2 separate regions of the Homo sapiens genome follow, and region 2 is linked to region 1. A link is a contact called in ENCODE Hi-C or POLR2A ChIA-PET data. All regions are on one chromosome and are shown on one strand. Each heading gives the region's core, a stretch centred on a gene start or an enhancer-like site at or near the end of the contact. The rest is flanking DNA. Distances are from core to core; before and after follow the strand shown.

Region 1 (2,885 bases), core at 130-2,629:
GGGTTGAGCTAGTCAGTGTGCTAATGAGCAGGCTACTATTCTCATAGAATTTTTAAAAGTCTTTTCTGCCTGATATGTATGTGTGTATAATATGTATTTATATATGTATATATTTGTGTGTATATTTATTACATTTTTGTTTCCACAGGCTCTGTCATAAGTCTGGTCATTAATAGCATATATTTGATTAAAAGAATATGTGGCTTGGTAAATTATGTGAATGTTATATTAAAATGAATTTCACATTGTCTTGATTTACAAAGGCTAAGATGTCTGAGAAACTGAGAGATGTCAATCAACAGACTATTGTTTTAGCAATTGTACATAACACATAAAAATTCTGAATCAAAGTTATTATGTTATTCAATTGTGACCATACCTATTTTTTGTGACATTTTACAAAAATGAATAAAGTATGCACCATACAGTCTTACCACAGAAGTAAGGCAGGGTGGCATATGGCGAAACCACTTCAAGCTGCTGAAGTAGTTAACTGTGAAATATTTTACTGTCATAATATAGCATTATTTTCTGCCAGATGAATCATTCCGAAGAAGCTGTTTTCATGGTCAGTGTAAAAGTCCTTTTGTTAAATACTTATGTCTTAACTACCTACTAGATATTAAAAAAAACAAAACCACACACACACCAGACCTAGGTGCAAGGAAGGGATAATAAGCCCTGATGCAGTTCTTAGGTGAGAACTGGAAAGGGGCCGGAGGGTTTCAGAGCAACAAGCAAAGTCAGTGAAGCAGAGTAAATCCAAATACTTGGCCAATGACAAATAAACCAGAAAGGAGACACGCCAGCTGTTCACGCTGGAAAGTTACTGATCGTTTATTCTGGTTCAAGTTTTATTTATTCTATGAATAAGGGACAAGTTTTCGATGGGGGTGGGGTGTCTTATTCCTTATTACAAGAATAAGGAACGGGGAGTTTTCAAGGCAGGCGGGTGTTTCCTCAGGGCGCTTCCACACTCCCCTTTCAATCAGCAACCGCTCGGGGGGACCTCCACCTTGGGACGGAACCCCAGGACGCCTCTCCTCGGACGGCGGGGGTTTCTCTGCGCGCGTCCTCGGTCGTCTGGTCGCACGGCTTACCGAACTCTCGCCTCTCAAATTCTGAGTTCTGGAACAGGGCAGCGAGCTGCGCCGGCTCCCCTTTCTCGCTCGCTCCCTCCGAGCAGCGGCTGGCGGCGGGGCCCAGGCTGCGAACAAAGGCGGCGCGGGGCGCGCGGCCGGGGCTGGCGCGCGTCTCTCCGGCAGGAGGCGGTGGCGGCGCCGCGCCCGAGCCCGCATTCCTCAGAAGCGCCCGGAGCCCGCGGGGCGACGTCACCCCCGGCTCCGCCCCCGTCCCTCCCCGAGCAAAGTAACTCTTGACTAACAGGAGCAGCCTCCGCCGAGCATGGAGAGCTGCCGCCGCGGCCGGCCGGCGACGCTGGCGACGCTTTCGCCCCTGAGGTAGTTTGGCGACCGCGAAGAAGGAAAAAGGGCGGGCGGGCGGCTGTCCTCTCACCGTCCTCACCCCGCGAGGCCCGGCCCGCTCCTCCGTCGTGGATTTCGCGGCGATCCCCCCGGCAGCTCTTTGCAAAGCTGCTTGAAACTTCTCCCAAACTCGGCATGGATACGACTGCGGCGGCGGCGCTGCCTGCTTTTGTGGCGCTCTTGCTCCTCTCTCCTTGGCCTCTCCTGGGATCGGCCCAAGGCCAGTTCTCCGCAGGTGAGTGGCCGGGGGGCGTCCCCGACGAACGCCTGGAGTCCTGGGCTCACGAGGGGTGAGCCAGGTCCCCGCTAGGGCTGGGGACAAGGATCGTGGGGAGCTCTCTCTGTCCGGGGGTGGGGAACACAGGGTAGAGGGAGGGCTGTCCCCAGAGTTCGTGCCAGGTGGGACGCGGGGCACCCATTGTTCCTCTCCGAAGCTTGCTCGGGGCTCAGGCTGGCACGGTCTAGCCGGAGAGTGTGGGGACCTGCTGGCTTCGGCGTCTCGCGTGGCCTGCGCCGGGCTAGTGGGGAAGAGAGAAAGAAAAAGTAGTTACGACTCCCGTGACGGCACTCTGTTGCTTGTGGTGCGGGTTTGTTGCTGTCTGCCACTTGGGTGTTTAAACAAATTCCCTGGGAAGCCATTGTCAGAAATGTGGAGATTCGAAGGGACTGACCTCGGCGCGCTTTGCCAGGTGCTTTTTGTCCCGGGAATAACCTCCCCTGACTATTGTCTAACTACTTCCCCGTCCCTCCCGGAGTCCCCTTTTCTCCTCCCCCAGCTCTGGGTTGCTCCCGGGCTTGCCCTGTGCGCTCGGGCACTGCTTGGAGCATGTTCTGTGTGTGTGTTGGCGGAGCCCTGTAAGATGTGTTGAAATGCGGTTCTAAGGACCCACTCTGAGCGTTCATGGGCATCGAGGTCTGGGCGCCTGGTGGAGGAAGCCTGACTCGCGCGTGGGAGCCCGCTCCTCGGGCAAAACCACCGCCAGGCTGGCCCCGCGCTCCCCGGATCCGGCCTGGGGCTCTGGCCCCGCGCTCCCCGGATCCGGCCTGGGGCTGGAAGCGGACTGTAAATGTCTGCCTTCTGCCGGAGAACCCAAAAGGAGACAAGTGGAGCGTCTCGCTGTAGCCCTGGGGGTTCTCGGTCAAGCCGCTCAGAGAAGTCCGTGAACCCTGGCTCTCCCGGTCCCGCCCTCTGTTCCCCTCCAGTTTTGTTATCCTTCGTGTAGGTTGGTTGCTTCTTTCGTTCTCTCCTCTGGGGGCTCTGAAGTTTCACCAGGTGGACGCTGGGGAGCGGGCTCCCGAGCACTTGTCTACCTCCCGCCAGTCCTGACAACTTTTCTGGCCAACCTACCCAGCTTCGCTTGGCTGGCGAGCGCATCTGCTGCTGGGGTTCGCGGTGCAGAT
Region 2 (2,885 bases), core at 141-2,640, 1.1 Mb before region 1:
AATGGTACTTATTAGTGGGTTGAAAACAATTAATAATATAAAAGAAAAATTAAGTGCTTAAAACATTTTAGGAGTATACAACTTCAAAAAAAAAGATAGCAGTGAGGATAATGATTTAAGTAAAAGGTTGTCTGAAGCATATGCCAACTAAATTTCGCAACGTTTGCTACCTACCTGAAAAGGAGGGTCAGGAGGGAGACACAACATATTTTTGATCATGAAAAAGTATCTTAATTTTAAAAAAGTGAAAATGCCATTTTATTTTGAATCCCTTTTAGAACTCACGACCCAAGTTCATCAATGTTGAATAATATCACGTTTAAATAACAAAAAAATATGGACTTTAAAAAATCTCAAATTTTTTAGAGACAGGGTCTTGCTCTGTTTTCCAGATTGGAGTACAGCAGTGCATTCGCGGCTAACTGCAGCCTCAAGCACTGGGGCTCAAGCAAACCTCCTGCCTCAGCCTCGTGAGTAGCTAGGACCACAGGTGCATGCCACCATGCCTGGCTCTAAAGAGAAAAAAAACTTGATACCATAGAGCCTTGAATATAAATATCCTGATGTTAACCTACTGCTTTTGCTGTGATTTTTTTTCCTTAGTGAGTTTTAAATCTCAGGCTAGATTTTTATTTGTTTTTCTGTGTGTGTATGAGACAAAATAAAAATAAATATATTTGCCTTGAGTTTAAAACATTTGAATTCTTAAAGGAGGACTGGTTGTCCTGGTAACGTTGGTGATGCTCTTTTCTGAAAGAGGCTTCATTAATCTGTTCTCACACTGCTAGGAAGAAATACCTGAGACTGGGTGAGTTATAAAGAGGTTTAATTGACTTACATGGCTGGGGAGGCCTCAGGAAACTTACAGTCATGGCAGAAGGGTAAGCAAACATGTCCTTCACATGGTGCCAGGAAGGAGAAGGATGAGAAGCACAGGGTGAAGCGGGGAAAAGCCCCTCACAAAACCATTAGATCTTGTGAGAACTCACAATCACAAGAACAGCACGGGGAACTGCCCCCATGATTCAGTCACTTCCCACAAGATCCTTCCCCCAACATATGGGGATTACAATTCAGATTACAATTCAAGATAAGATTCGGGTGGAGACACAGAGCCAGACTGTATCAGAGGTCATTGTAATTCTTTGCACTTACACAATCTTTGCTTAATGCTGCTGTAGGATTCGATGTAAATTCCTTACTAGTACTCTCTGGGAAAGGCAGATTATTTTACCGACTTCAAGGAATTTTTCATTATTGTCTGTCTTCGTTTTCATTAAACTGGTTTGGACTCTCCATCTGATTGTCCTGATTTCTCACCTACTCATCAGTAGGTGGCAGTATTGGTCAGGCATTCCTTTGAATCGAAACTACGGGAAGTTTTTAAAATGAACCCGAGTTCATAGGGAAGTTGCTAAGACTCAGTGCCAGGCATCTGCAAGGCAGCTAGGTAAGAACACTGTGGAGCTCTTGCTTTGATTACCGATTCTGAAATTGTAAATAATTTCAGAGTTTCTATGTTCAATCTGTTTGTCTGCTTTTATCCTTAATCCATTGAATGGGAAGGGCGGTAGAAGAGGACATTTTTCTAAGCTGAAATTAGGCTTTTCACAACGTCCATTTCAAGCAGAACGATTATGACAAGAAGGAAGGCAGTGAACCGGGAAAGTAAGTGAAGGGATGTCTAAGATAAGAAGGCATAATTAACTTTTTTTTTTTTTAATATAGTTTAAGTTCTGGGATACATGTGCAGAACGTGCAGGTTTGTTACACAGGTATATATGTGCCATGGTGTTTTGCTGCACCCATCAACCTGTCATATACATTAGGTATTTCTCCTAATGCTATCCCTTCCCTAGCCCCCCAACCTCTGACAGGCGCTGGTGTGTGATGTTCCACTCCCTGTCTCCATGTGTTCTCGTTATTCAATTCCCACTTACGAGTGAGAACATGCGGTGTTTGGTTTTCTGTTCCTGTGTTAGTTTGCTGAGAATGATGGTTTTCAGCTTTATCCATGTCCCTGCAAAGGACATGAACTCATCCTTTTTTATGGCTGCATAGTATTCCATGGTGTATATGTGCCACATTTTCTTTATCCAGTCTATCATTGATGGGCATTTGTGTTGGTTCCAAGTCTTTGCTATTGTGAACAGTGCTGCAGTAAACACACGTGTGCATGTGTCTTTATAGTAGAATGGTTTATAATCCTTTGGGCATATAGCCAGTAACGGGATTGCTGGGTCAAATGGTATTTCTGCTTCCAGATCCTTGAGGAATCACCACACCGTCTTCCACAATGGTTGAACTAATTTACACTCCCACCAACAGTGTAAAGTGTTCCTATTTCTCCACATCCTCTCTAGCATCTGTTGTTCCCTGACTTCTTAACGATCACCATTCTAACTGGCATGAGATGGTATCTCATTGTGGTTTTGATTTGCAATTCTCTAATGACCAGTGATGATGAGCTTTTTTTCATGTTTGTTGGCTGCATAAATGTCTTCTTTTGAGAAGTGTCTGTTCATATCCTTCACCCACTTTTTGATGGGGTTGATTTTTTCTTGTAAATTTGTTTAAGTTCCTTGAAGATTCTGGATGTTAGCCCTTTGTCAGATGGATAGACTGCAAAAATTTTCTCCCATTCTGTAGGTTGTCTGTTTACTCTGATGGTAGTTTCTTTTGCTGTGCAGAAGCTCTTTAGTTTAATTAGATCCCATTTGTCCATTTTGGCTTTTATTGCCATTGCTTTTGGTGTTTTAGTCATGAAGTCTTCACCCATGCCTATGTCCTAAATGGTATTTCCTAGGCTTTCCTCTACAGTTTTTATGGTTTTAGATCTTATATTTAAGTCTTTAATCCATCGAGTTAATTTTTGTATAAGGTGT

What was found. A loop is a pair of places that touch in the nucleus more often than their neighbours do. ChIA-PET counts read pairs that join two places held with the same protein, here RNA polymerase II (POLR2A). Pooled maps may share reads with other maps.
Region 2: a loop to region 1 is called in a map of PC-9, with 8 times the contacts of the local background. The contact joins the enhancer-like site here to the promoter of PTPRK in region 1. A Hi-C loop is called at or near these places in 2 of 168 maps with a recorded cell type or tissue (IMR-90 and PC-9) and 7 of 50 pooled maps. POLR2A ChIA-PET finds 5 or more read pairs at or near these places in 1 of 52 experiments (CD4-positive, alpha-beta T cell).

The regions. Positions count from the first base shown.
Region 1 is chr6:128,519,093-128,521,977 of GRCh38, reverse strand. PTPRK (protein tyrosine phosphatase receptor type K) reads left to right here and starts at 1,379. Exons shown (of 30, transcript NM_002844.4): 1 at 1,379-1,719. The coding sequence starts at 1,620. RefSeq lists enhancers at 1,017-1,611, 1,612-2,205.
Region 2 is chr6:129,573,941-129,576,825 of GRCh38, reverse strand. ARHGAP18 (Rho GTPase activating protein 18) reads left to right here. Exons shown (of 15, transcript NM_033515.3): 15 at 1-694. Among named protein-coding and RNA genes, the nearest start is that of ARHGAP18, 130 kb to the left of the region's middle. Within about 2 kb of position 1,390, at least 4 of the 41 ENCODE cell types and tissues checked have a DNase peak (open chromatin) inside an H3K27ac peak, as active enhancers do; they include PC-9, where a contact is called at or near this core.